4 separate regions of the Homo sapiens genome follow, and all the other regions are linked to region 4. A link is a contact called in ENCODE Hi-C or POLR2A ChIA-PET data. All regions are on one chromosome and are shown on one strand. The core of a region is the stretch at or near the end of the contact, and the rest is flanking DNA. Distances in the headings are between cores, read along the strand shown. Region 1 overlaps LDLRAD4 (low density lipoprotein receptor class A domain containing 4). Region 2 overlaps LDLRAD4 (low density lipoprotein receptor class A domain containing 4). Region 3 has its middle 40 kb from the start of LDLRAD4. Region 4 overlaps LDLRAD4 (low density lipoprotein receptor class A domain containing 4).

What was found. Hi-C counts contacts between places; a loop is a spot of excess contacts on that map. ChIA-PET counts read pairs that join two places held with the same protein, here RNA polymerase II (POLR2A). Pooled maps may share reads with other maps.
Region 1: a loop to region 4 is called in a map of CD8-positive, alpha-beta T cell, with 1.9 times the contacts of the local background. The contact joins two enhancer-like sites. A Hi-C loop is called at or near these places in 1 of 168 maps with a recorded cell type or tissue (CD8-positive, alpha-beta T cell) and 3 of 50 pooled maps. POLR2A ChIA-PET finds 5 or more read pairs at or near these places in 1 of 52 experiments (PC-9).
Region 2: a map of head of caudate nucleus shows a loop between it and region 4 (4-fold over the local background). The contact joins two enhancer-like sites. A Hi-C loop is called at or near these places in 7 of 168 maps with a recorded cell type or tissue (PC-3, dorsolateral prefrontal cortex, gastrocnemius medialis and 4 more) and 6 of 50 pooled maps.
Region 3: a pooled map shows a loop between it and region 4 (3-fold over the local background). The contact joins two enhancer-like sites. A Hi-C loop is called at or near these places in 1 of 168 maps with a recorded cell type or tissue (PC-9) and 5 of 50 pooled maps. POLR2A ChIA-PET finds 5 or more read pairs at or near these places in 1 of 52 experiments (activated T-cell).

The regions. Positions count from the first base shown.
Region 1 is chr18:13,315,416-13,322,981 of GRCh38, forward strand. All of the region lies in intron 2 of LDLRAD4 (low density lipoprotein receptor class A domain containing 4), which reads left to right. Among named protein-coding and RNA genes, the nearest start is that of C18orf15, 80 kb to the left of the region's middle. RefSeq lists enhancers at 3,397-3,898, 5,365-5,864. Within about 2 kb of position 4,440, at least 2 of the 41 ENCODE cell types and tissues checked have a DNase peak (open chromatin) inside an H3K27ac peak, as active enhancers do.
Region 2 is chr18:13,229,446-13,236,553 of GRCh38, forward strand. The region is part of intron 1 of LDLRAD4 (low density lipoprotein receptor class A domain containing 4); the gene reads left to right. Among named protein-coding and RNA genes, the nearest start is that of C18orf15, 6.5 kb to the right of the region's middle. Within about 2 kb of position 3,191, at least 5 of the 41 ENCODE cell types and tissues checked have a DNase peak (open chromatin) inside an H3K27ac peak, as active enhancers do; they include dorsolateral prefrontal cortex and heart right ventricle, where a contact is called at or near this core.
Region 3 is chr18:13,175,417-13,182,083 of GRCh38, forward strand. No RefSeq gene overlaps it. Among named protein-coding and RNA genes, the nearest start is that of LDLRAD4, 40 kb to the right of the region's middle. RefSeq lists an enhancer at 5,044-5,678. Within about 2 kb of position 4,320, at least 2 of the 41 ENCODE cell types and tissues checked have a DNase peak (open chromatin) inside an H3K27ac peak, as active enhancers do.
Region 4 is chr18:13,624,634-13,632,164 of GRCh38, forward strand. All of the region lies in intron 5 of LDLRAD4 (low density lipoprotein receptor class A domain containing 4), which reads left to right. Among named protein-coding and RNA genes, the nearest start is that of MIR4526, 17 kb to the left of the region's middle. RefSeq lists an enhancer at 1,482-1,982. Within about 2 kb of position 5,683, at least 5 of the 41 ENCODE cell types and tissues checked have a DNase peak (open chromatin) inside an H3K27ac peak, as active enhancers do; they include dorsolateral prefrontal cortex and heart right ventricle, where a contact is called at or near this core.

The DNA of each region.
Region 1 (7,566 bases), core at 3,190-5,689, 310 kb before region 4:
GACTAATGAGATACAGATTTTAAAAGCATCATCATTAATATATTCAAGAAAGTAGAGGACAAGATGGAGAATTGCACAAATAAAATGGAATGTATAGGCCAGGCGTGGTGGCTCACACCAGCACTTTGGGAGGCCGAGGCGGGAGGATCACCTGAGGTCGGGAGTTCAAGACCAGCCTGACCAACATGGAGAAACTCCATCTCTACTAAAAATACAAAATTAGCCAGGTGTGGTGGCACACGTCTGTAATCCCAGCTACTTGGGAGGCTGAGGCAGGAGAATGGCTTGAACCTGGGAGTTGGAGGTTGTGGTGAGCTGAGATCATGCCATTGCACTCCAGCCTGGGCAACAAGAGTGAAACTCCGTCTAAAAAAAAAAAAAAAAAAGAATGTATAAAACTGGACTTAAATGGAAATTCTGGGAATGAAAAATACAATAAATGAAATGAAGAATTAAATATAAATTGGATAGCAGATTGCACATAGGAGAGTGAACTCTGCACTGTAGATTGACAGAAAATATCCAGAGTGAGGCATAGAGAAGAAAAGAATGAAAAAATAGAGGAAAGAGCATGAGAGCCACGGAGATGTGGAGAAAAGGCCCAGCGTGCAAAGGTGAGGGACGGTGAGAGGAGAGAGATGGGGGTGCCAGCAGGATTTGAAGTGATACTGGCTGAGAAGTATCCCAAACTCTGTCAGACATGAAGCCATAAATTCAAGAAACTTTACAAACTCCAAACATGGCAAATACACAGAGAACCACACCTGACATGTCACTGCAAAACTAGAACACAAGGCAATGTGGAAATGTAGATGGAGCTGGAGGTGCATCTGAGTGAAAGGACAGCTCTACGGCTGACAGCTGACTTTTCCACAGAGATCATAGAAATCAGATGACGATGAAATGACAGTCTTTAAAGTGGAGAAAGTAACTCTTTTCCTAGAATTCTATTCAAAAATGAAGGCCACCAAAGGGCATTTTCAGACAAACGGAATCAGACAGAACTTGTCACCAGAAGAACTATAGTAGAAGAAATTATTAGGGAAATTCTTCAGGCGGAAGGATAAAGGGTCCTGATGGAAGCATGGGAATGTAGGAGGGAATGCAGAGCCACGTAAACAGCAAAGCCACGGGTGGTTCTGAGTGGACAGCGACTACCTGTCACCAGCAAGTCACAGCAGTGCCTTGTGGGGTGTGATGTGCAGGCAGAATTAAAACACATGATGGTAACAGCCTTGAGGGTGGACGTGGAGGGTGGGTGCTGCTGTTGTTAGGGAAGCTGTTGGAGAACTAATTTCTCTTGGGAACTAGTGAGTTAGGACACATGTTACAATCTCCAAAGTAACCACTAAAATACTAATAATGCATGATGCATGTGGTGACAGAGGAGGGAAAACTGAACCGATAAGAAGTACTCAGTGAATCCAAAAGAAAGTAAGAAGGGAGAGATGTACAAACCAAACAGATGGGATAAATAGAAAACAGATAGCAACATGGTCAGTTTTCACTCAAACACTTCATAATTACATAAAATGCAACTGAACTAAATATGCCAGTTAATACCGAGATTGTCAAACTGAATATTTAAAAAATTGCTGCTTACGATAGACGTGCTTAGATGAAGGAATCCAGAAGGCACGATAGTGAAAGGAGGGAGAAGGATGCCCGGTGCACACACTAGCCATAAGGAAGCTGGTGCACCAATGTCAGGTGAAGCAGACATCAAAGCATCGGGCATTGCCAAAGATAGCAGCTTCTCACAGTGGTAACAGGTGAATTCCCAAGGATGATAGTTTACTGTAAAGGCAGGGTCTATAGCCACAAAAAAGATATTTCTTAAATTGCCCCTACACGTATCCTAAGCTCTCAGGGATAGCTTCAACCTGTAGAGACTCCCAGTTTCTTTAGCCCGAAGCCTAAGGTACACATCCCCAAAGCAATTTGGATGGAAGATCCTGACCTGCTCAGCTATTCAGATGATTTTTTTACTGAAAGAGTATTTCATTTTTGTCTCAATTCATTTTGATGGACTTACAGATAAGATTTCTTCACTAGAAGGCATTCATCACTTAAAAAATTAATATTTGAAATTGGTTATCCTTTATCTTTTTAATAAATTGAACAATTAGGATTGGTAGAACAATGGTACACCTGTCTATTTTCCGTGGGTGCCACTGGGAAGACCTTACAGTATTGTTGAAGTGTATCTGTTGAACCTGGCAACATTCAAGGCAGGCTGAGTTAAAGAAAGCACGTCACAAGACAGTATGTGCACTGTGATCCCACTTCAGTTAAAAATGTGTATGTTTATATTCATATAGAGAAAAGTCTGGAAGAATAACCCAAAATATAAGTAATGTTTCTGTCTGAGTGGTGGGATTATGGGTGATTTTATCTTCTCTGTTTATTTCTATTTTTGTATTTTCTCCAATGAACGTTTGTTACTCCTATAATAAAAATAAAAGCCATTTAAGAAAAAATTTTTTATCATATGACACCAACTGTTTCTACTAGAGGAATCTATGTCTTCTTTTAATCTTTATCAGTGTACACAGTTGAATTTCACATTATGTTAAATATTTGTCTCTCTGTGTCATCTGGAATAGAATTTTCTGCATTACCGTGTGGTTGAGTATACATCTGCCACTCGTCCGGTCCCTCGCTTCCTGTCCTTGTGAAGTCACTGTTCCCTGAGTGTTGTCAGCACTGGGAGGGTTCAGCGCAGGGGTCCCTTCAAGGCAGGACCGCTCACCTGGAGCTTCCGGCTTTCCCTGCGCACCACTGCCTCCTTCCCCTGCTGCCTGTGGCCATCGCTGATTTCTGGGGATGGAGCTTTAATTCATAGTGAAATCTTTTTTTTTTTTGAGACAGAGTCTCCCTCTGTCGCCCAGGCTGGAGTGCGGTGGCATGATCTCAGTTCACTGCAACCTCCGCCTCCCGAGTTCAAGCGATTCTCGTGCCTCAGCCTCCTGAGTAGCTGGGACTACAGGTGCATGCCACCACACCCGGCTAATTTTTGTATTTTTAGTAGAGACGGGGTTTTACCATACTGGTCAGGCTGGTCTCGAATTCCTGACCTCAGGAGATTTACCTGCCTTAGCCTCCCAAAATGCTGGGATTCATAGTGAATCTTAAGTGTGACCTCATAAAATAGAATAAATGCCCATCCATAAGACTAAAATTTCTTGTGTTTTTCTCCTTCTGAGTTTAAAATGGCACTGGATGACAAATGGAAAGCTTGATGCTGCTCTTAATGTGCCGCTAGGCATTCCGGGGATTTCAAAGCCAGTGGACGGGAGGTGGCCTCTGCCAGTGTCTGTCTGGTGTCTGTCTGTGTCACTGTGGTGCTGCCTGGGCCACAGACCTAGGCAGGACCCTGGGTGATGGAGCTCCTGTCTGGTGGGTGTGTGTGGGCAGTGCTGTTCCTGTCCACGTTAGAAAAGCCCTCTTACTTTACACTGAGTCATGCTCCCTCTCCACCACGGACCGCAGTCCCCTTCCCTAGTGACTCGCTGTCCCCTTCCTTTGTTGCGCAGCTTTCTGGCTTTAAATGAGGAGAGCTTAAGAATGGATGGGGAGCTCAGCACTCACAGTAACTGTTGGTGAACTCAGGGCCTGCTACGTCTGGAACACATCAAGCCATTTAGTGGGTGAGGTCATTCACTGTTTTTAAATGCTGCTGCAGCTCTTATTTCTCATGAAGCCCTTTATACCTATTAAATACTTCATAGTATTGATTAACTTAGCTGCTGCTCCTCTCTGTCATGGCACCTTTTGCTCATGTGGACTTTATGGTGCAGAAACACGAATCGATTGTCGTAATGAACAACACCCCTCTGAAGTGGCCACGGCGGGTATGATTCGTCCCAGTTCACGGGCGAGTAACAGAGGTGCGCAGTGGCGGGGCAGCTGGCCCAGGTCGTGCAGCTGCTGTGCGTGAGCCAGCTCGCTCCTGAGTTTCCTTTTGTTTGACAGCATTTTGTTTACAGACACCACACCAATCCTTGGTCTTGGATACATCAGAAAAGTTGGAGTTCTAGAGGTGGGTGGAGGCAGGACTTGTACCCTCTCCCTGCAGCAAAGACAAATTCATTAAGCATTTGGAACACTTGTTAAGTTCAGTTTGTCTCTCTCTAAAAGTTATCACTAGATGACTCTCTCATTTTTGTGTGTGCGTGTTTTAGATTTGCCTGTAACTTACGACCAGGGATACTGGCTTTCTATTTATGGTAGTAATAGCAGTTCTCCTTTTAAATAAACTTATTTTCAGCCAAAAGAGTGATTAGGTCTATCAAAAAATGATAAGGAAATAAACAGTACAGATCGTCTATATTTATGGCAAAAACCATGAAAAGGGCATTCCAGGGGCTGAATTTTGGAAACCCCGCATGAGATGACCTTTGAGGTCAATATTTCCGGGAACAGTTGCCTCATAGCTCTGAGACTTACGATTTAAAGCTCAGGTCATGAGACATTACTTGAGGCCACTATGTCTCATTTCTATTATAATTTTTATAATAAATGATTCCTTGACTGATATACCCAAGGGAAGAAAGGATGAAAAACCAAAACCAAAAAACTATGTGTGGCCTATTCACAGAGTATAAAAAATTATGTTTTGAGTTGAAAACAGTGTTGTCTGCATTGTTGCAGGAATCATAGTTGACTCCATCCTGAGATTTCAACTTTAGGATGAGATAACATATTTTATTGCATATCTGATCATAAGATCTTCTGTAGTTTTATACATCGTTTCTGTTTACAAGAGAGAATGCTGCGCCTCTGAGGGAAAAGAATCATTCGCAAGTCTTTTAGCTGCATCTCTGACTTGGCGAATCCTGCTTTCAAGATTGCATTAGTCGTATTAGGTGACTGACACTGTGAAGTCCTGTGTTGACGTAATCTGTTGCCTTTTCTTTATTTTTACGTTTCCGCTGCCTCTCATCTAGGAAGGAGCCTTATGAATGAACACATTGAAAAGTCATCCTTTAATTGAGGGAAGAGACTACTTTTAACCCTGTCTGAGCCTGCTGCTCTCCCCCTGGGACTGCAGTGACCAGTGCTCTCAAACTGCTTGGCATAATTCCTTATGGAAGAGTGAATCCCCTCTGATAGAGGGTAATCCTGACTTTGTTTGAATTCTTCCAGTAACAGAGAGCTCAGCCTGTAAGAAGGTGGCCCAAGTTGCTTTCTGGACACTTGTAGTTTTAGAAGCATCTTCTGTCCTGTGACGGTGAGGAAGGTCACTGCAGTCCCCAACAGTGAGGCTCAGCACAGGCTGTGGGAATCCCGCTGCCAGGTGCAATGGCAGGGTGGAGCCGGGGAGCAATGGGGCAACTCTACGTTTGAGTAACGTGTGACGTGTTGACCTCATTGTTCCCTGAGTGTCACAAATGCCCATGGCATCTGGTAGACCGTGTTCAAGTTTAATTCAGGAGTTCAAAGCCTAACAGGATTGTTGTCATTCCCTCCCAGTGGGACCCTCCAGAAGGTGGCTCCTCTCCGTGACTGGACATAACAAGCCACGCCTGTGTCTGCAGGTGGGGAAAAGTAAATTGGAGGCCAGGCATGAATGCACTGTTTCAGTGAGCCCTAGTGAGTTCAGTGTGGAGAGCGTAGTTGGAGATACTTGGTTTTGCAGCTCCCCCGCCCTCTTGTGTTGATGAAGGCAGCAAGCAGAGGTGGTTAACTTCGGCCCGAGCATGCTGCAGGACTCCGAGAGACTGGCTCCCTGGGTCTTCTCTGGCCCAGCAGACAGGCTGCCTGCTGCAGACAGGCCGGTCTCCTGCCCCTACCCGCCGTCTGCACACTCAGCCCTGCATCTCCCCCAGAGGCCTATGCGCGGTTTGGCTGCCCGGCCAGGTTCCTCCTGAACATTATGAGTCTGTGATTTCAGATGTAGCTGCAAACGTTTCCAAAGCCTATCTCTGGGCCTATCGCCGTGTGATGTTTTAAAACCATAGTTTATTTGGCTTTTTGTGGCTATTTAATTCTCTTCGGGACTCATTCATCTCCCTCAAATTTTAAGTGGTTGTTTACAGCTCTGAATTATTTTCTTTGTGTCCTCTTGTTTCTAGTCTTTCCCATTCAATTTTACAGCTATCAGGTTTGGATAATTAGAATGGAGATTCTTCTTCCAAAAATAAGGTATTAAGAATAAACACACAAGGCTGGGCGTGGTGACTCACGCCTGTAATCCCAGCACTTTGGGAGGTCGAGGCGGGTGGATCACCTGAGATCAGGAGTTTGACCTGGCCAACATGGTGAAACCCCATCTCTACTAAAAATGCAAAAATTAGCCGTTGTGTGGTGATGTGTGCCTGTAATTTCAGCTGCTCGGGAGGCTGAGGCAGGACAATTGCTGGAACCAGGGAGGCAGAGGTTGCAGTGAGCCGAGATCGCGCCATTGCACTCCAGCCCAGGCAACAACAGCGAGACTCCGTCTCAAAAAAAAAAAAAAAAAAAAAAAAAAAAAAAAAAAAAAAAAGAAAAGAAAAAGAATAAAAAGAATAAACACACAGACTTAAAAATCTTTATTTGTGCAGAAAGCAATTGAAAGCCAGAATAATTATATTTAGAATTTTTTTTTTACAAAAAACTAGCAATGCTTGTTCTTTTTATTGAAACACAGAAAATATTAATTCACAGCATAGAAAACTTTATCCTAAGAAAAAAAATCTAGTGGTGATCTCATCAGAGTCTATGTTGTATTGCGACACACTTAACATAATTTGAAAATTACTTCTTTGTGAAAAATTGTCTACATTATCCCTTCTTAATTTTTTTATGTAAGGACTTTTACTTCACAGCTGATTTTTAAAATGGCTCTCACTTCTTTATTTCTATTATTTATTTAAGCCAGTCACTTTTCTCACTTTTTTTTTTTTTTTTTTTTTGGTTTTGAGACAGAGTCTTGCTCTGTCTCCCAGGCTGGAGCGCAGTGGCGCAATCTTGGCTCACTGCAACCTCCACCTCCCGGGTTCAAGTGATTCTCCCAACTCAGCCTCCCCAGTAGATGAGACTACAGGAGTGTACCACGACGCCCAGCTAATTTTTGTATTTTTAGTAGAGATGGGATTTTGCCATATTGGCCAGGCTGGTCTAAAACTCCTGACCTCAGGTGATCCACCTGCCTCAGCCTCCCAAAGTGCCTCCCAAAGTGGCGTGAGCCACTACACCTCGCCTGTCATCCATGTTTCTTTTCTTTTTCTTATTTTTTTGAGACGGAGTATCGCTCTGTCACCCAGGCTGGAGTGCAGTGGCGCGATCTCAGCTCACTGCAACCTCTGCCTCCCGAGTTCAAAAAATTCTCCCACCTCAGCCTCCCCAGTAGCTGGGACTACAGGTATACACCACCATACATGGCTAATTTTTTTTTTTTTTTTTTTTGATGGAGACGGGATTTTACCATGTTGGCCAGGCTGGTCTCTAACTCCTGTCCTCAGGTGATCCACCTGTCTCGGCCTCCCAAATTGCTGGCATTACAGGCGTGAGCCACTGCACCAGGCCATATTTCTCACTTTTTTGTACTCGGCTGTACCCCTTACAGATGGATAATGTAAATTT
Region 2 (7,108 bases), core at 1,941-4,440, 400 kb before region 4:
AGTAAAAGGCAGCTCGTGAGCCAAGTGTGTACTCGTGAGACATCTGCCCTGCACTGGCACAGTCAGAGACCCAGTTCCCGCCTTTTGGAGACATAGAGACCAAGGAGAAGATAGAATATGTGTGGTGGAAGCAATTAGCAAGTGAGAGTGGTTTTACAATCACGTCTTGAACTAAGCAGTTTTTCAAGAAAGGCTTTAGATGTGGAGGAGAGTGAGGCCCCCAGGCCCAGAGGTGGTGGCTCTGACGCTTCCTTCGCTCCCTCCCTTCCCTCTCCTTCTACTCTTTCCTCCTGTGTGCATTTTTATGGAGCACTCAGGACGTCCACGCACTAGGCATAGATAAAGACATGGCTTTGTCGCCAAACTGGTGGAAGACAGGTGTGCCCACGGTTGCCACACAGGGCTAACAACCATACCAGGGAGACAGAGGAAGATGTGAGTAGACCTGCTGTCTCCTGGCTTCCTGAGGGCTCAATGTACTTTGGTCAATCAAGGGAGACTTCATGGAGGAGGCCAAATGCTGTTGTGTGAATGTTTGTGTGTCCCAGAAACTCCTCAATTGAAACATAACTCCACTGTGATAGTATTGATAGTATTGAGCGATGGGGCTTCTAGGAGGGGATTAGGTCACGAGGCTTCTCCCTCATGTGTGGGATTAGTGCCTTTATAACAGAGGCCGGAGGAGCTTGTTCACCCCTTCCACCACTCGAGGACTCACAGAAGGTGCCATCTATGAAGAATGGGCCCTCACCACACACCAGATCTGCCGGCACCTTGATCTTGGACGTCCCATCCACCAGAACTAGGAGCAACACATTTTTGCTGTTTCTAAATGACCCCATTGAAGGTATTTCGTTACAGCAGCACGGCTGGACTGAGACATAGACCTCGGGCTGAGACTTAGCAAAAGAACAGATTTTTTTTTAAGGTGAACAAACAGGGAAAGAGTAATCTAGTGGGTTGCAGCGAGAAAATATTAGAACGCATATACTTATTTTTACTCCATTTTTCAAACTTTGTATATTATGTGTACAATGTACTATTACCATAGTATATGTATATAATTTATAATTTATAAATAAATATACATGACCTGTGTGCTTAGACATTTTTGCTTGTAGGAGTATATGCTTCAGAAAATTGGGGGCCCACAGGCGGGCAGTGGGAACATATGTTAAGACAGGGGGAGGGCAGGGCGGGCCATGCATGGCTGCAGGTGGGGGAAGAGGTGGGAGGGTGTCTGCGAGTGTCATGGGTAGATGCTACTGCTTACAGTGCCTGAAATTTCAAACTCAAACTCTAAATTACTTTTGTAGCTTTCAGTTGTTGTGAACTCAAAATCCACAGACCATATCTTGCTCCTTTGCCGCCCTGACTCTCCTAGGCTCCTCTTTCTGGTCCATGCTATCTGAACCCTCCAGGGCGAATCCTGACACAGGTCGGGGAGGGATTGAATACACCAGTTTGGTGATCAGAAATGTTGATAGGACTGCTTTATTTGTGTGGAGAAATCTTCCTTAGGAGGGTGAGATTATTTATTCATGCTCGGCGCAGGGGGACCCTTTTAGGGCCCACATGCATTTATAAGAATGGAGACTTGTAATCTGGTGAAGCTCATTCCTGATGTCCAGGGTGCTGCGGGGCTGCAGGGATGAGTGAAGGTTCTTTCCCTGCCTGCATGGAATGCGCGCCACGGGCAGCATCGTCTTCGAGTTCAGAGGCGTATAGATGTCTATGGGTGAGGCAAAAGGCAGGTGGTATGGGAGGAAGCGGGAGGGAGAAGGGCAAGAGGGGTCTGGACCGGTTTTGCTTGAGAAGAAATGGCAGTGGACACATGGCTCGTGTGAAAGGTGGGTGCACGCAGACAGGCCAGAGGCTTTTGGGAGCGGGAGTGAACCTGGGCACGGGGCGCTGCTCTTGGTGAGCATGTCGGGTGGCCCTTGCCCTTTGGGTCACCATTCCTCCTGATTGCGGCCTGCCCGAGATCGCGTGAGTCTGGTTCTGGTGTGGAGCGTTTCCTCCCATCTTTGTCGAAAACCAAATCAACCAGCCACGAATGGTAAAGAAAAACAAGCCCATTAGAACACCTACCTTGATTTCATATCGAATTGTTTGCAGTGGGGAGCTCTGTCTCGACCACAGTGCTTTAATAGTTGATATTTGTTTACATTTCACAAAACGCTTACATTTCATACTGCATTCAGTTCACGACAGGAAGCCAGGTTTATCACTTTCGCATGGGAATAATAATGCCTTCTATTTGCAAAACGTGTAACTATTTAAAGCTTTTCACAGACAACATCTAATTTCATGTTCCTTGGCTTTAAGGAACAAATAATCAATGAAATGTACATAGAAGTATAATTAATGGATTTGTTTCTTCTTCTCTAATGTGGCTATTAGCTGAATGAGGAATTCAGGCCAGAGTTTATGTTATTTTAATGTGTGAAACCTAATTGGAATGTGATGCCCAATGGTTGTCCAAACCACATGGCAGGCTGTTTTCTGAAGGTCATTGGTCCCAGGGATGGCAGCTTGGTGGCTGGGCAGGCACCCACCTAGTCGATGTCATTTTGGGAGGTCAAGGGTATAGCACTAAAAACTGAATTCGAAGATACACATAGTTACATCAAGGGGACTGAGGGGGCACCCCGTGAAGCTCTCTCCTGGTGGGCCATGCAGGATGGAGTGTGGCGCGAGTACGGTGCAGGCTGGGGCCACCGCAGGGGCCTGCTCTCATCTCCTCCCTGTTAGAGGAGCGTCTTCTGGGCGCTCTTGTGGGACTTAGGAGTATGTCCCAGGTCCTGAGCAGTGCAGAGACTTGGCCTGGTGCCAGCAGTGAGGTGGATCTGCCAGTGTGGCCCCTCTCCTGTCCCACTCGCCTCCCGCCTCTGTCTGTGGCCTGTGCCCCTTTTTGCCTGGCATGGTTTGAGCTTCTGTCCTGGTACAGTTTGTTCGGCTGTGGATGCAAGTTGACTTCAGTTCTGTTTCTCCCCTTTCAACAAAATCACCTTCCTTCCCCGCGTGGCCTTGTCCGGGGGCTGCTGCTGCCCCGTGCTGTGCTCCACAAGCCTCCGTGTAAATCGCCTTCCTTCCCTGCGTGGCCTTGTCCGGGGGCTGCTGCTGCCCCGTGCTGTGCTCCACAAGCCTCTATGTCACCTCGTGCTGCCGCATCCCTTCCCCAGCTCAGCTATTCACTGTTGTCTGCAGCTCTGACTCTTCCGCTGTGGCTGCCAAGTCCCCTGATCCCCTGCTTGCGTTCCAAGTGGAAGCCGTGTGCGCCGTTCACACTGGCTTCGCAGCTTCCTGCTCTCTCCTCCGCAGCCCAGGAAGCGCCACCTCCAGCCATGCTCCCTGGAAGCTGCGTGTGGGAGAGGCGCGTGCCAGCTGTGATGCTCGTCCGAACTCAGCTCCGGACCCGAAGCTGGCAGCAGGGAGAGAAGGCTGCCACGTCTGCTGGCTCTCCCTGGTGTGGTCCTCCTGGTTCCCTGAAGGGAACAGGAGCCAGCGTCCTCATGACCAAGGCTTCAGCTCATTGTTAAAATGATTAGGTGGCAGGTGAGGCGCTTTCTGATCTCCCCTGGTCATGAGTTGTGTGATCAATGAGGACTCTAGACGATGGCAGAGGATCTGCTTGTCGCCACACACAGTGCGTTAGGGATGGAGCTTGCCACCAGTGGCGCCACCTCTTTGCAGGCGCCTGTCCTGAAGGACGTGAGCGGGCGAAGTGCTCTTGGGTCTGCTTGGACACGGGTCACTGGCCGCTAAGAAGGCAAATGCCATGCCGTTCAGATACGTTCTCTGCTACTGGATGATGTAGTGCTGCTGTGATGTAGCAAATGCATTGGCTTGTTGACTGTTAAGAGGTGGCAAGACATCAAGGGACCCTCTGGCTTGCTCTTGGGTTGGCAAGGTTGGCAGAGGGGCCCACTGCTCAGAGCCCAGTAAGAGGCGGGACAGCTGTGTTTGGAAGTGGGCCAAGGAAGCCGGCACCCTCTTATTGGAAATATTCTCCATCCTGTGACCTGTTTGTCGCTGTCTCTGGTGCTCCTGTGACCTGTTTGTCACTGTCTCTGGTGCTGTTTTATGGAAACCTTCTCTAAGCAAAGATGTCTTTGAGTATTTGTTCCCCTTCCCTCCCTGGGTGATGCAGCCTGCTGGTAAGGTGTGGCCAGCTTCAGAGCCCAGAGGAACGGGGTCTCTCCCTTAGCTGTCAGTGGAGAGAGGTTTCTGAGCCTAGAACCTTATACTCACAGCTGGAGAGCTTAGAGGCAGAGTTTTGTCGCAACTGTTGAGACTGATTATGTATTTCCATAGAGGACCTCGGCCCAGAACTCCAAACCCTAGGCTCCTACACCTACCTGCCTACCGGGCATCTCTACTCATAGGCACCTCCAAGCCAGCATGTCTAAAACTGAACTCTTACTCCCCCAGCTGCTCCTCCCTGCCCCTCAGCCCCCCAGCCCTGTCACTCCCTCACTGTCCCATTCCAGTCACCAGCATCCTTGTCTGCCCGTGGTTCAGGCCACACATCTCAGACACTTCTTTCGTCACCTTTTCCCATGGCCCAGTGCATGTTTGAAACCTATTTGTTCTGCCTCCAGCGTTCGTCCCAATATGATCACTTTTCACTGTCACCACCAGCAGTGCTCGTGTGTCCTCTCTCCCTGGGTTTCTGCGGGGCCTCTGACCGGGTGCTGTCCTCCCCACCCGCGATGGTCTGGTCTGGATGCAGCAGCCAGTGACCCTTGTAATCCCTGATGGCATGCCCTGTGCCCCTCGGGCCTCCCTCCTGCTGAGGCTCCTCACCCACGTACCCCCTCGCCGCACAGGCCTCTGTGGTTGCCCTACCCAGAACTCTCCCTGGGTGCGCACATTAGTCGCCTGGCTTTGCCCTAGGAGGCCTTCCCTGGCCCATGTGTCTCCTGCACGGGGCCTGGTCATTGTGAGCTCCAGGAGGGCAGACAATCGTCTTCTTGTCCCTGTCCTGGCCCAGCATCGGGCTGCCAGGACTGTTTGTTGAATAAACAGATGGACTGTGAGCAGGCACCTGTGAGCAGGCCAGGGGAGGATGGTGGGCAGGTCCACAGACTCGTAGGCCTGGATGGGGCTCTGGACTCCTCCCTTCTGCCAACTTCTGGGTGGGCACCAGGTGTGGGTGTGAGGCCATCTCACCTGAGCCTCCGTGGGTTGGGACAGGCCTCAGTGCAAACAGAAAGTCCTGCAGAAAGGCTGAAGTATGAGCAGCAGTGAGAGAGATGAGCCGGGGAGGCTGAGCACCTTCCATGAGCCCCGCCCCACCCCATGGACTGCTGCTCACCTACATTACATTCTTATTTTACTGTTTTCCTCTAAGTAAACTACCTACCAGAAACCAGGAGAAGCAATTGTTTTTCAGACCAACTTTTGCCCTTCCATTCTCTCCTCCCAAATTTAACTTGCTGGCTAAATACATTTTGGATAAATTAGTTATTTATTTGCTTAGAAACCAATTTATCAAGCTGTAAAAAAATCATCAGATTAGGTTGGCACGGTGGCTTATGCCTGTAATCCTAGCACTTTGGGAGGCCAAGGTGAGTGGATCACCTGAGGTTGGGAGTTCGAGACCAGCCTGACCAACATGGAGAAACCCTGTCTCTACTAAAAATACAAAAAATTAGCCAGGCGTGGTGGCGTGTGCCTGTATTCCCAGCTACTTGGGAGGCTGAGGCAGGAGAATTGTTTAAACCCGGGAGGTAGAGGTTGCAGTGAGCTGAGATTGCGCCATTGCACTCCAGCCTGGGCAACAAGAGCAAAACTCCATCTCAAAAAAAAAAAAAATCATCAGATTATTAAAGTTTATTAAATTCATCATATGTAGATGCTTTCTCTTTAGACGAGATGTCTCTATCATAACCTTGATTCTCCTAAGCTGTTTTCCTCTGTTCTTGGGATCAGGAAAAGTTCAAAGTAGAGAAAATTATGGTCTGTGAATCTTTTTTCCATCTTTTCAAAGAAGACTAAATGTTCGACAGCTACCTGGAAGTCTGACTCACCCTCCAGGCATCTGACTGTGCTTTTATTCTGGTATTAGTTTTGTTGCCTTGGATTTAAAATCCACAAGGATTGTGAAAACCAAGTGCGGAAGAAGGAGAAAAAACTGAAAAACCCCCCACATTCTAAATAGTGGTGAGGACTCCTAGCAAATTCATTCCTATTGATGGCTTTTAGCCTGTGTAATAGACCACTAGCCATGTTGCATATGCGATCGGCTTTGGTTGGATGAGTCGACTTTATTTCCCTCCCAGTCTGAGGACACATCTGCAGTCCTGCCCCTGGGGGAAGTGCACATCCAGCCCTGGGGTGGGTTGCTTTTCTTGCAGGCTGGGTGCTGATCCTTGCCTCCGTTAGGAATCTGTTTGAACCTCCACCCGGAGAACAGACTGGAAGGAAATACACCAGGACATTAAAAATAGAGGTCTTGGCATATAGTGCTAAGGATGGTTTAAAAAATTCTGTCTTTTCATCTTTTCCATATTTTCTACAATGATCATGTGTTCCTGTTTTTATAATGAGAAAATTCCCAGTTAACTAGATTTGCTAAGGGTGTGGAATAAAAAGTCACTTTCTGAAAAATTGTGGAAAACAATTTGATGTGTGTCTTTTTAAGCATTTTGGAAGCGCGGTGGAGTTGCTATGGGGATAGCAAGGTTTACTCTCTACAGAGAGTGGTTCCATCTGGCACCCGTCGCTCCCGAGCTGGGCTGGGCAGTTCTGTGCAGAGCAGTTTCTCGTTAGATGTGGAAACAGTTACACAGAGAAGCACTGTTCCATCTTTTCCCCCTGGAACCATCATTTTGCTTTGATCTAACAATAGAAAAACTTTTTTTTTTTTTTTTTTTGAGACAGAGTTTTGCTCTTGTTGCCCAGGCTGGAGTGCAGTAGTGCGATCTCGGCACACTGCAACGTCTGCCTCCCGGGTTCAAGCGATTCTCCTGCCTCAGCCTCCTGAGTAGCTGGGATTACAGGCATGCACCACCACCCCAGGCTAAGTTTCTATTTTTAGCAGAGTTAGGGTTTCTCCATGTTGGTCAGGCTAGTCTCAAACTCAGGTGATCCGCCCTCAGGT
Region 3 (6,667 bases), core at 3,070-5,569, 450 kb before region 4:
AGAGCCCTGAGGAGGCTGACCCTGGACGGAGCCCACGCCTGGAGGAAGGGGCGGCAGAGGCCAGCCGCCTGCTTTCTGTTGCTTTTCCCTAGAGGGTGGCCTCAGTCCAAGCCAAGCAGAGGGAGCAAGAATCTGGACATCTGGACAAAAAGCCACAGCTTATTGCCTCGAAGAGCCAAAGAACAGAATTTGGGCAGCTCAAAAATCCAGGAAAAGGAGAAAGCCAGAGAAGGGGAGTCCTACCTTCCGTGGTCACCTAAATCTCCTGGCACTAATAATCAGCACAGCCCTTATACTGGTTACCATTTTAATCCTAGGCTTGACTTATGTAGGAGGCCCCAGCCGGGCTGAAAGCAAAGTTGAGCAAAATTGGTCGGTCAGCCTCCCTACTGCCATGCCTCACGAGTTTTAAAAATCACATTGTGAGCCTGAGTCAATCCTTCAAGACAGATCCTGAGTGGCTAACTGGTCCTAAATTCAAAATAGATCCATGGAGCCATTTGCTGGAAAACCCACATGCTTGTGTAACTTTGGGACTTTCATAGCTCTCTGCTCCTGTTCACGCCACCTGAATCAACAGCTGCCAGGAAATCCCATGTCACCTCCTGGACCTTAACCCACAGACAGTACCTATGTTGACTAATCATGACTAAACAAGCATTGGCCAATCAAAACTAAGCAAGTGTGCATCCCTCATTTGCATAAGCAGACCAGAGTGGGAACCTGGGTGGAAACCGTCTCTACAAGACAATGCTTCTCTTTGTTTTCTTGGAGCACACCGATGTTTTGTACCAAAGGCTGTGTTTCTCCAGTTTGCGAACTGCTCACTAGAATGAAGTCTTTCTTTTTTTAAAGAAAATCCTTTTTTGTAAACTTTTTGACAATATCAACATGGCCTAGCAGCATATCATGATGTGGTGATGTTATTTATTCTGAAATTAACTATGCTGGGAGAAACTGGTTATTTGCAGAAATTGAGTATATATACACATAGTGAAATGGTTACTATAGTCAAACAAATTAACATATCCGTCACCTTACGTAGTTACCCATTTTTTGTATGGCAAGAACACCTAAAATCTACTCTTTCAGCAAAAATTCCCAATATGGTGTGGTCTTATTTCTCCAGCTAATGCTGCTCATTAGCTCTCTGGACTGGCCTCCTCCTTATCTGCTTTGTCTCCCTTGGTGTACATCTCCCATTTCCTCCCCGGCCCTGGGAACCACCCTGTTATTCTCTAACTCTGTGCATTCGACTGTGAGGAAACAGAGGCCACAGGAGTCTGAGTGACCTGCTGGGGTTGCTGGGTGAAGATGCTAGGATTTGGACTAAGGCCCTGACAGGGCTCCTAGGCCCCAGGAGATGGCATTTTGTCCTAAGCACAGATGTTGAAAGACAGTTTCTACATCTATATTAGATGTGTAAACTATATTTCATCAAAATACAAGGGCTCCGAGAAAATTAGTCAATGGTTTGGGCTTTAGCAGGCATGTTTGGGTGGCACGCATCTCTATGCTAAGGTGGGAGCATGTCTCTGCTCGGTGTTGGTGGTGTGACCCACGAAGGCACAATCCTCACTCCGGCGAACACGGAGCCTATTGTGTGTGTGACGCCTGAACACTGCGAGTGGATTTAAAGGTGTAATTGTGAAACTGAAAGTGTTACTATAGTTCAGCGATACATGAGGCAGGACTTGGAAAACAAATGACCAGCCTGAGAAACCATTTCAGGATTCCACGAGGAGCATGAGGAAGGGGCCAGCGACTGCTAGGCTGTGTGAGGTGGGCACAGGCATGCTTCACAGATTCTCACCTACGGGCAGTGCCTGGGACATGCGTTTCTCTATGCTGTGAGCTCAGCAGCAGTCTCCACACTAGGGAATGGATCACTTAGCAAAATGTATAGATTTTTTTTCGACTAGGCCATATTTATAGTGGCTTTAAAAAATCATGTACACGTCTTATACCTTTAATTAATGTAAAGGCGTCACATACATATTTAATACATGTGTTTAGTATTTACTGTGTGGTTATATTTTCTCAACAGCAGACATCCATATGTTGCTATTTCTAGCAGATCTGCGGGGCTCGCGTCTTCATTGCTGCATAGGTTGTCTGTCATGCATGCAGCTTTCACCTTTTGTGTTGACGGACAAACTCAATCTGTACCACCATTAAAGAGCAGGCCATTTTGTTTTTGTGGTTGCATGTTCTCATGTAGTTCTAAATTTCTTGTAAAGAATATGATGTTTAAAATGTTATTATTATTATATTTTGACAGTCTAGCTCTGTCGCCTAGGCTGGAGTGCAGTGGCACAATCTCTGTTCACTGCAGCCTCCACCTCCCAGGCTCAAGCAATCCTCCCACCTCAGCCTCTAGAATAGGTAGGACCACAGGCATGCCACTCCATGCCTGGCTAATTCTTTTATATTTTGTAGAGACGGGGTCTCCCTATATTGCCCAGGCTGGTCTCAAACTCCTGGGCTCAAGTGATTGAGCCTTCCAAAGTGCTGGGATTATAGGCATGAGCCACTGCACCCAGATGATATGTTCAATTTTATCATATTTTAAAAAGTTTCTTCCTAAATGAATTTAATTTGAAGTGGGACAAAGAGAATTGAGTCTACATGAGCTATTTTCTATGTTCTCCTTTGTTTAGAGTTTCATAATTATCTCCCTGATGGAATACATAAATAATACTGACATTATTATCACATTGTAATTCTTCAGCTTTCATTGTTAATTGCATTTGTCAGTGCCTTCAGTATATGAGACTATTGATCAAGCCATATAGGACATATAAATATGACTAAAGCTTCCAATGGTTTGTGAATGTTATGGGCAGAAGTTTGTTTCCAGGTTGAGATTATCTGTTGTCTGTCCCGGCAACCATAGGGTTGATTGAACAGAAAGAACTTAGCCTGAGGCCTGTTCCAGGGGCTCAGGGTGGGTGGCCCACGGTGAGAGGGCTACGGAGAGCCTGCGTGCCCTGCCCGGCACCTCGCACCCTCTGGGGTCCCAGCAGGCCCTCACCCCCTCAGAGGCACATCTTCCATTCGGTTCTCTTATCAGGCCTATTTCCAAAAAATGTTCTGAGACACTTTACAGTATTAAGACATATAGGAAAAAGGGCTCTCAGACAAAAATAGTCCAGAGACTTTTTGGAAAAAAGAAATGTAATTATTCCAGCCCCCTGGCATGTGGTCATTATTGCTTTTCTGCAGCAGGGGGGAGTAGTTATCTGTTTGTTTGACAGCTTCATTAAGATGTAATTGATATACAGTCAACCTTTGCACAACACAGGTTTGAACTGCCAGGTCCAACTGACATGTGGATTTTCATTGGCCTCTGCCACCTCTGAGACAGCAAGACCAACCCCCTCCTCTTCCTCCTTCTCCTCCTCAGCCCACTCAATGTGAAGATGAAGAGGATGAAGACCTTTATGATGGTCCACTTTCATTTAGTGAATAGTAAATATATTTTCTCTTCCTTATGATTTTTGAATAACATCTTTTCTCTAGCTCACTTTATTGTGATAATACACTATATAATCTATATGACATACAGAATGTTCATTGACTGTTTATGTTACAGGTAAGTCTCCTTGGTAACAGTCAGCTATGAGTAGTTACATTCTGGAGGACTCAAAAGTTATACTCAGATTTTCGACCACGTGGGAGGTTGGCGTCCCTACCCCCTACATTGTTCAAGGGCCAAGTGTACAATTAACTGCACACATGTAAGGTATGCAATTTGATGAGTTCTGACATTTGTATACACCAGTGAAACCATCACCACAATCAAGATAACGAACACAAACCACAATTACTCATGGCCATTACTACCAGATCACTCTTGCAGGAATACAGAGGAAAGACTGATTAAAGCCAAGTCACAGTGAGTTTCTAATTCATATCCACCAGGATGGCTGTAATAATAAAAAAAAAAGCCAGATAATAACCAGTGTTGGTGAGGATGTGGAGAAATTAGAACCCTCGTACACTGCTGATGGGAATGTAAAATGGTGCAGCTGATTTGGAAAACAGTCTAGCAGCTCCTCCGAAAGTTAAAGGTGGAGTTACCATATGACCCAGCAATTTCTTTCCTGGAGAACTGAAAACATATGTCCACATAAAAACTCATACTCGAATGTTCACAGCAGCATTATCCATGATAGCCAAAAAGTAGAACAACCCAAATGTCCATCAGCTGATGAATGGATAAACAAAATGCAGTGCATCCATATTGTGGCATATTCAGCCACAGGCAGGAATGAAGGGCTGCCACGTGCTGCCACACAGACGGACCTTGAGAGCCTTGTGCTTGAGTCAATAAGCCAAAGTCCGCATGTTATATGACCCCACTTCTGTGAAATGTCTGCAATAGACGAATCCAGAGAGAGTAAATTCGAGGTTGCCTAGGGTGGGGGTTGGGGAGGGTGGTGAGTAGGGGAGGTAGGTAAAGGGCACAGGATTTCTTTTTGGGGTGAGATGACATATTCTGAAACTGAGTGTGGTGCTGGTTGCACAGCTCTGTGACACAGTAAAAACAATCAAATTACATGCTTTAAATGCGTGAATTGTGTGGCATGTGAATTATAGCTCGTTAAAGCTGTTCTTTACAAAAGAGGTGCTAATGACCGATCACACCAATGAGTCTCCATGGCTGCTCTGCGAAGCCCTCTGTGCCCCAACCCATTTAGTGGCCCTAGTGATAGATGCTGCCATTTCTGTGTGAGAAAGCTTAGTGAGGTTCAGGAGCTTGTCCAACATCTTCCCATTTAGCCAGTAAGGGGCAGATCTGGTGATTAAAAAAACAAACCGAAAAAACCCTAGCTTTCTTATGGTGTAATTGACATATAATAAACTGCACCAATTTTTTTTTTTTTTTGAGATGGAGTCTAGCTCCGTCACCCAGGCTGGAGTGCAGTGGCATGATCTCAGTTCACTGCCACCTCTTTCTCCTGGGTTCAAGTGATTCTCCTGCCTCAGCCTCCCAAGTAGCTGGGATTACAGACACCTGCCACCACGCCCAGCTAATTTTTATATTTTTAGTACAGATGGGGTTTCACTGTGTTGGCCAGGCTGGTCTCGAACTCCTGACCTCATGATCCACCCGCCTCAGCCTCCCAAAGTGCTGGGATTACAAGCGTGAGCCACCGCGCCCGGCCAAACTGCCCCAATTTAAAGAGTACAACTGCCTAAGCTTGGGCACAGGTGTAACCCTGTGAAACCATCACCATAATCAAGACAATCAACATGTTGCAAAAGGGCCCCCAATTCACTCTGCCAAAAGGAAAAATACCAAGCTGAAAGCTGAGTCATTGAAGAAGCTGCCTTTCCTTTTATTCCTAAGCAGATAGCTACAGATAACAGGTTAAACGTCTCTGCAGGGAGCTACTCTATGTTCACCTTCTTTTATGTAAAGTGCTGGTTTACTTAGCAGGAGACCAGTACATACTTGACTATTGCCCTACCTGCTCCTTTTCTCTTGCAACATATGGATTACCATACCCCTCCTCTTTCCCCTCCAGCCCACTTTTCCCCTTTAAATATTAAAGCCTCAAAATCGTCTTTGGAAAAAGGCACAGACCACGGACTGCTTCTGGGATTCTGTCTTTTCTTCTGCCAGGCAGGTCCTTAACCTTGGCAAAATAAACTTGTAAATTGATTGAGACCTGTTTCAGATACTTTTTCATTTACAACATCCATCCCCCAGAGTTCCCTCCTGCCCAGTCCTAATCTCCAGCATCTCCCTGCCCCCCACCCTGTCCCCAAACAACTGGTGGTCTGTTTTCTCTCATTAGAGATTAGTTGGCATTTTTATATAAATGAAAACATACGGCATATTTCTTTTTTGTCTGGCTTTTAAAATTCCGTGGTGTTGTTTTGAAATTCTTCTGGGCCATACACAATATGCATGTCAATAAATCGTTCTTTCTGATGACCAAGTAGTATTCCACTGTATTGATTATACCACAATTTCTCTATTCATCTATTGATTTGGTTGTCTACAGTTTGGGACTCTTACAAATATAGCTGCTATGAACAATTGTGTACAAGTCTAAATGGATAAGCAGTCGTCCCCTCTTATCCATGGGGGATGCCTTCCAAGATGCCCCCCACAGTGGGTGGCTGAAACCTCCAGTAGTACTAAAGCTGACTGCCGGCCATTGGGACATGTCTCCACTGAGGACTTCCATCCACAAACTTAATGCTTTTTCCATCTTAGCCAAGCACGCACTATACACTGTGGCTGTAACTTTTGCAGTTTGAGGAGCAATAGCAAAACTAGCATGAATTTCTTTTTTCTTCTTCACAATTTCACACACAGACGCTTTGTTCTTACTGTAGAGCTCAGTGTGTGATTTTTTTCTTTCCTTATTAAGTCAAAAACGTTCACCTTTTCATTTGAAGGAAGCAACTGATGGCTTCTCTTTGGCGTATCCGAATTGCCAGCACTACTACTCTTGCACTCTGGGGCCATTCTGAAGTAAGACAAGGGTGACTTGAGCACAAGCACTGTGGTACCGTGACACAAGTCGATCTCATCCCGAGACGGCTCCTAGGTGGCGATGACGGTACGGACATGCTGGAGAAAGGAAGGATTCACACCCCACCTGGGACCGAGCGGGACAGGGCAAGCTGAGCGACGGTACTCAGAATG
Region 4 (7,531 bases), core at 4,433-6,932:
GTCCCCATGCCTGGCCTGGCCCATGTGCAGTTGGCGAGGGCAGTTCCAAGTTCCCCGCCTTCCCCATCCCTAGGTGACCACCTGTGTCAGGAAGCCCCCTCCCAAGGGGCTTGGAAGGGGCTGGGAAGGCACGGCTGGCTGGTCAGCATGGCAGGGAGGGCCCTGTGCCCCCTGGCAGAGCCTGGCAGTCCTCTGTCTCCTGGGCTCCCTGTGCTGCTGTGCAGGCCTGTGCTCCAGGGCAAGGCGGCTGGGGAGGATGAGTGTGTCTGGGCAGATGCTGCCATCCTCATGGCTTCTTTCCAGTTATCAGGGCCCCTGCAAGCCCCTAAGCACCTCTTCCTTTCTCAGCACCAATGTCCGAGGCCTTTCTCCTGCAGCACCCGAGGCCCTGGGAGTCCAGGCCCTGGCGGCGGCTCAGCACCCTCCAGTCAGCAGCTGGGGTTGGATGCTCCTCCTGTCCCCTCTGTGGAGCGCAGCCTCATTAGGAGCCTGTGCATTGTTGGGGAGCCTCCTGTGAGGGCCTGTTTGTAGAGACCCACCCCAGGGCTCCATGAGCACATTAGAAAATGATGTTCTATTTAAACCTGGTGTGAGAAGTGCTGGGCATTGAATTAACCAACTTCTAGGTGATTAGGCTTCACACTCTGATTAAACTTACTGTTACGTCTTTCTGCTGGAAGCCTGGAGAGTGGAGGTGGAAACATAGCTTGGGGCAATAGGATGGGAGTGAGTTTTGGTTTGGAGGAGGAGGATGAGCAGGCCAGCAGCCTTACTTGGCTGAGGAAGCTTCCCGCCCTGCTATGAGCGGCCCCTCGCCTCCTCTACAGGTTTTCCACTTTGACCACAAGGAAGGGCCAGACCAAGCTTAACCAGACAGCATCACTGTGGCCCTGGCTTCTCTGCTTCTTGCGGAGAGTCCCGTTCTGAGAAGTGGTGACTGCCCCGCTGCCTTCTCTGGCCCCTTCCTGAGGGAGTGCCCAGCTCAGCCAGTTCTGGTCCCTGTCCCATAGGGTGTGCTCCTGTGCAGGTGCAGGTGAGGAGCCGCAGCCGGCGCCCTCCTCCCCCCGCCAGAGGCCTCCTCCCCCTGCCAGCACCCTCCTCCCCCCACCAGAGCCCTCCTCCCCCTGCCACCACCCTCCTCCCCCCGCCAGCACCCTCCTCCCCTCAGCCGGCGCCCTCCTCCCCCCGCCAGAGCCCTCCTCCCCCCACCAGAGCCCTCCTCCCTCCACCAGCAACCTCCTCCCCTCTACCAGCATCCTCCTGACACTGGCACCTTCCTCCCATGTCCCTTGGCCTGGGACAGTGCATGCTGCATGAACGTGATGGGTGTCCCAAAGCCAGTCAACCTTTGTCGCCATGCGGTAGACACTGTGTGTCCCAGGGGGGCCCAAGGAATGGATGTTACTGGGCCTGAATGTGGTGGAAGTAGTGATTTCTGGATGAAAATGAAAACTAGCAACTCAGGTGTGAATTACATCACAGACAAAGCAAATGCTTACATCATAGCAGATAGCAGCGGCGGGTCCGGATCTGCATCCTTGTGCATTCTTGCTGAGGTAGCCTGAGCTTGGTTTCTTTGGAGCCTGGTTTGTGTGACTTCTGAGCATTGAGACTGTCTAGATTTCTTTTCATTATCTTAGACCATTCAGTAATGGGAAAGCAGTAAAGGGGCATGAATATTCTAGACACAGCCCGGAGAGCTATTTGAACAAGTTGCTGGAACATTTCTTGCTGGAGCTGAGGGAGCCCAGGTGACCTTTTCTGACTGCCAGCAGCCTGGCCCAGAGGGTCCAGCCTGGCCTGTGTGGACAGCCCAGGGGTAGGGGATGGCATGCAGGCAGAAGGGTCTGGCCATCAGCGGATGGAGGGAGAGGCAGGAGAGGGACAGGGACCTTTACCCAGATTGAAGCATATGAAATTGTTAACATTCAGCCATTTTGACCTATAGAAACAGCAATTTCAATTTAAAAAATTAACAAAAGGAATCACATCACACATCTCTTCATTATCAACTCCTACAGGGATTAAATCGATTGTGAAAATCCAGGTGCCCATTCTTCATAGCCAGGAGGAGCAGCCAGGCCCCACCCAGCACAGCTGGGCTCCTCCAGCTCCCTGGGGTTGACACTGGGAGGGGCCCTGGCTGTTGCGGAGGAGGACAAGCACTTGGTGGCTGTCAGCCCTCTTGATGCAGAAACTCATGCTCCTCAGATCCACAGTGCCCTGACATGGGGTGAGCTCTCCCCACAAGTCCCTCTCTGCAGAAGCCACAGAGTTAGCCTAGAGCATGGCTGTGTACCTGGTTTGCCCCACAGGGTGTTCGAACCTAAGTTGATCTAGCTTTTAAAAATTGGGGCTGGGTGCGGTGGCTCACGCCTATAATCTCAGCACTTTGGGAGGCCGAGGTGGGCAGATCACTTGAGGTCAGGAGTTTGAGACCAGCCCAGCCAACATGGTGAAACCTTGTCTCTACTCAAAAATACAAAAGTTAGCCAGGTGTGGTGGCACGTGCCTGTAATCCCAGCTACTTGGGAGGCTGAAGCAAGAGAATCTGGAGGCAGAGGTTGCAGTGAGCTGAGATCACGCCATTGCACTCCAGCCTGGCCGACAGAGGGAGACGCCATCTCAAAAATAAAAAAATAAAAAATAAAAATTGTGAGATTTCACATGAAAATTGGAGTTTCCATCTTCTCTTGAAAAAGCAGCCTATGGGGCCACACCCTGAGGCTGGGGCTGTGAGGTGGCTGCCATGGAGTGGGCCTGTGCTGCCCGGGCTGTCACCTGTCTCTCGCTGGGGACCCTTCAGTGCCGGGCAGCAGCATTGCCATCTGTGGGTTTGCACGTGGGGGTTGTTTTTCAGAGAAAATTTTCTTCTGCACTCAGGCTTCTATTGCAAGGCTGAAGACCAAGATAGACTGAGAGGGCCACTGGTTCCCAGAAAAATGGGTGAGAAGGTCCTTGTGGAAGTAAATACTGTTCCTGCCTGGTTAGGAGTTGAGACACGTGTCTGGGTCAACAGTGCTGTGCGTGTCCTGTGCCCAGCCTGACATGGTCACTCGTGGCCACTGCTGTCCAGTCATCTCCCCAGGCAAGGCCCTCCTCTGTGACTAAAGCTTATAGCCAGAGGGACAGAGGTGGCCATGGGCTCCCCGCTCTCTGAGGCTCGGCCCTGCACCAGCAGCCTCTCTGCTGGCCTTGGGAGCAGCGGTGGCCAGAGGGCAGACGGTCCTGGGCAGGTGTCTGACAGCCAGGAGCCCGCTGTGCTGGGGCTCAGAACTCACAGTGAGGGGACCTCTGGGTGTGCCATATGTGACGAGTGCCTTTCTCTACCTGGGCAGTGTCCCTCTACCCTCCCCTGCAGATAGAGGCTCTGAGGTGGGCCCCAGGCTCAGGGGTGTTTGAGAAACCCACAGGCAGTGTCCTGGGATCCCTCGGAGGGCACAGGGAGCAGGGGTTTCAGCGCCACACTGTTCATTCCCACTGCGGCTGGAGCGCTGGCTCGCTGTGCCCTGCTGCTCTCACTCCTGCCCACCTCATACGTTTAGAAAAGCATGTGGAAAACGATGGAAAGGAATGATTTTCAGTAAGGCTTGAAGGAGTGGACTAAAGGGCTTACTGATGCAGTTGTACTCGGTCTGCCTCTGACACTCCAGACTAAAGAAAAGAGCCACAGGCTTCCTCTGGCATCATTGTGGGGATGAACCGCAGGGGACCGTTTCCCTGCAGGCAAGGCAGACCCTGCTGCACCACAGACCAGATGTGTGTGTTTGTCGGTTGTCCAGTGACAGCTCTCCGTTACTGCATTTCACGGAAACTGCATTTCCAAGAGCTTAGGGTCCGGCGGGTTGGCCGCAGCATGTCTGTCTGAGTGAGCAAGGACTTCCAATTATCAGGCTGCCCAGGTGGTCATTTGAAAGGTTTTGCCCTTTGCTATGTCTAATTGAAGCATTAGAGGATAGACAATTTCACATCACCTCAAAATGAGAACATCTCCCTTCAATTAAGGGAAACAGGAGGCCAAGCGGCCCGGCAGAAACTGCATAAGGATGCTGGACCCCAGCTGCACGCAGATTCCCACCTGAACCACAGTGGGCAGAGCTTTGGAAGAGTCAATGCTTATCTTTAAAGTGACAGTGTCTCAAATAGTCCTTCTACTGATGTTGGCACTGCTCAGAATGTTTGGGAATTACCTTCAGGTTTTGGGGTTATTTTTAAGTGACAAGATCTCACTTTGTTGCGCAGGCTGGAGTATAGTGGCATGATCATAACTCACTGCAGCCTCGAACATTTAGGCTCAACTGATCCCCCTGCCTCAGCCTCCTGCGTAGCTGTGACTATAGGCACGCGCAACCATGCCTGGCTAATTTTTAAATTTTTTGTAGAGACAAGATCTCACTGTGTTGCCCAGGCTGGTCTTGAACTCCTTGCCTCAAACGATCTTCCCACTTCAGCCTCCCAAAGTGCTAGGATTACAGGCCTGAGCCACTGCACCTGACTGGGTTGTTTTTATTTGTTTGTTTGTTTTTTTAATCAAGGGAAATTTTTTAAAAGCTTCTCCACAATGGCAAATCTTCCTTTGCAAAGAGCAAATAGTTTTGCTCTTGGGGATAGATTTGATTTTTGGTACCAGCCAAAATCCATTTAGAGTTAAGTCTTGTTCATTATATGGGTGATCAAACCAAATGATACAATTTTGGTGCAAAGGCAAGCACGACTCAATTAGTGAGACTGACGTCCGAGTTACAAACTGATCTGTAGAGAAAGGTCAGGAAGGACCCACAGCAAACTGACAGCTGTGCCTGGGAAGGAAGTAAGGACAAAGGAACACTGATCTGTGCAGTAAAACTTTTATGGTAAGAATGTATTCATGTATTACCTTTGCAATTACAAAACATCCTCTGATCATGTAAACTGATGCTAAAGGCAGTAATGTTCTGGGCATCTATAGACTCCCAGAGTAATTCATTTGAACATGGTTTCTATGGTGGCTAAAATAATAATTTTAAATAAAATGTATGAACATTTTTATCAACAAATTTATAGTAATCTTTTAAATATATAAGGTATTAGCATTAATAATCTAATAGTAAAATCTGTTGGTTTATTTTTTGCTTAGTCCTTGAAAGTTGGTGTGGTTTGTTCTGAAAAAAAAAAAGAGAAGAAGATTAAAAATTATCTTAATGATCATAACTCTGGGTGGCCCCTGTTGGGGAGGCTCACCAGGCTGGGGTCTGGCTCTTGGCAAAGCCCCAGCAGCTCTGTGACCTTGGGTGAAGGTCACAGAAAATCCCCTCTGAGCTCTGACTTCTTCTCACATGTGAGACGAGGCAACTGGTGCTGAAATCAGGATGATGCCTGCCTGGATCTTGTGTGGTTCCACATTTTCCTGCTGCCTGGAACTTTCTCATTCCCAGGCTGATTCCTCTTGAAGTCCGATTGCTCACTAACCCCAGCACCAAGCTGGGAGAGGCACCTCATATTGCTTTTCCCCGCTAGCCCATTGCATTGTCCCAGAAATAGAAAGGATTCCCTTCCTTTTCTTCCAGCAGACCTTCCTAGATGATTTGTCTTTTCTCTTAAGGGACGTGCCCTAGATTGAGCAGAGTTGGGGGATCTTGAATCTGAGAAGTCTGATGATGGATTCCCCAGGAGGAAGAAAGGGGGAGGTGCAGTCTCTGACAGCCAGGGGTACTGGCCTCACATCCAGGCTGTGACTGCCATCTAGAGTGGAAAGGACGGTAGTGATAAAATATCAGGATGGTGGAGAGGCTGCATGAAAAAAGGGAGAAAACAGGGAAAATTGATTTTATCAGAAGGCAAAGGTGTTGCTGAATATCCAAAGATCAATTTCACCTCTTCTTTGAAATTCTCACTGTGGAACAGGGGAAAAATAGATTTCCAACTATTTGAGGCCATAAAATACATTCATTCACTGGGAGGTTAGCCCTTGGGTAGAATCAGAATACCCAGCAGTAGTCTTGCTTTACCGCAGACTGACCGAGGTGCCTAGAGAGGAATATGCCCTCTGTCCTCAGTTTCCCCCCATCTAAAATGAGGGATAACTGGCTTCATTCGGAGGCCTTCAATCTGTATCTTGCCATGAAGAACAGTAAGAAATACATTTTATATCACAACACAAAAGCCTCCTATAATGCAATTAAGGCAGAGGTTTTACAAAACAATACTTACAGTGTGCTCAGATCATTTCTGTTCTGTTTCAGTTTTTGGAATGCTGGCTGTGACCCACTTAAATGGATTTTCCAGCTCTCTAAGAGGCTGCAAAGCACATGGTGGAAAACACTGTGTTCAGTGCTCTCCCTGGTTGTTTCCAGTCCCCACATCTGATCATTCCTGGGGTCCTCTGTGTGTGTGTGGAAAGGAGAGTGTAGCTGAGAGCATAAGCCCAGCAGGGTTCGGGCGTGGTGTGGCCTTGCACACGTGGACGCATGGCAGCAGGCGACAGCCCATGGTGCAGCACAAGGGAACCCTCAGTAAGTCATGGCTGCAGACGACTGTCCTTTAATAATATGAGATGTACTGGTTGGAAGAAAAATGATCCAATAAATACAGAAATGAAAAGGATTATAAAATAGTGCTACGAACAATTGTATGCAAACCAATTGGATAACCTAGATGAAATGAAAAGATATTAGAAACAGCCTACCAAGACTGAATCATGAAGAAATAGAAAATCTTAATAGATCTATAGCTAGTAAGGAGATTGAACCAATGGTCTAAAATCTCCAACCTGGACCACATGGCTTCAGTGGTGAATTCTACCAAACATTTAAAGAATTGACATCAATCCTTCTTAAACTTCTAGAAATTTCAAGAGGTGGGAACACTTCCTAACTCATTATGAGATGAGGCCAGCATTCCTGATACCAAAGCCAGACAAAGACACAGCAGAAAAAGATAACCATAGACTAATATTTCTTATAAATATTGATGCAAAAGTCCTCAACAAAATACTAGCAAACTAAATTCAGCAGTATATTAAAAGGGTTATACTGGCTGCGCACAGTGACTCACACCTGTAATCCCAGCACTTTGGGAGGCTAAGGGAGGCAGATTACTTGAGGTCAGGAGTTCGAGACCAGCCTGGCCAACATGGTGAAACCTGTCACTACTAAAAATACGAAAATTAACCAGGCATGGGGGCACGCACCTGCAATCCCAACTACTCGGGAGGCTGAGGCAGGAGAATCACTTGACCCCGGGAGGCGGAGGTTGCAGTGACCTGAGATCGTGCCACTGTACTCCAGCCTGGAAGACAGAGCGAGACTCTGTCTCAAAAATAATAATAATACTAAATAAAAATTAAATTTAAAAAAGTAAAAGGATTATACATCATCAACAAGTGGGGGATTTATTCCCAGAAGGCAAGGATGGTTCCATACATGAAATTCAGTCAGTGTCATACACTACATTAACAGAATGAAGTTGGGGGTCCCAAACTTCATTCAGCAGGTCCCAAGTTCTTGTCCCACAATCATCTCAGTTGATGCAGAAATAGTATTGTCACAGGATC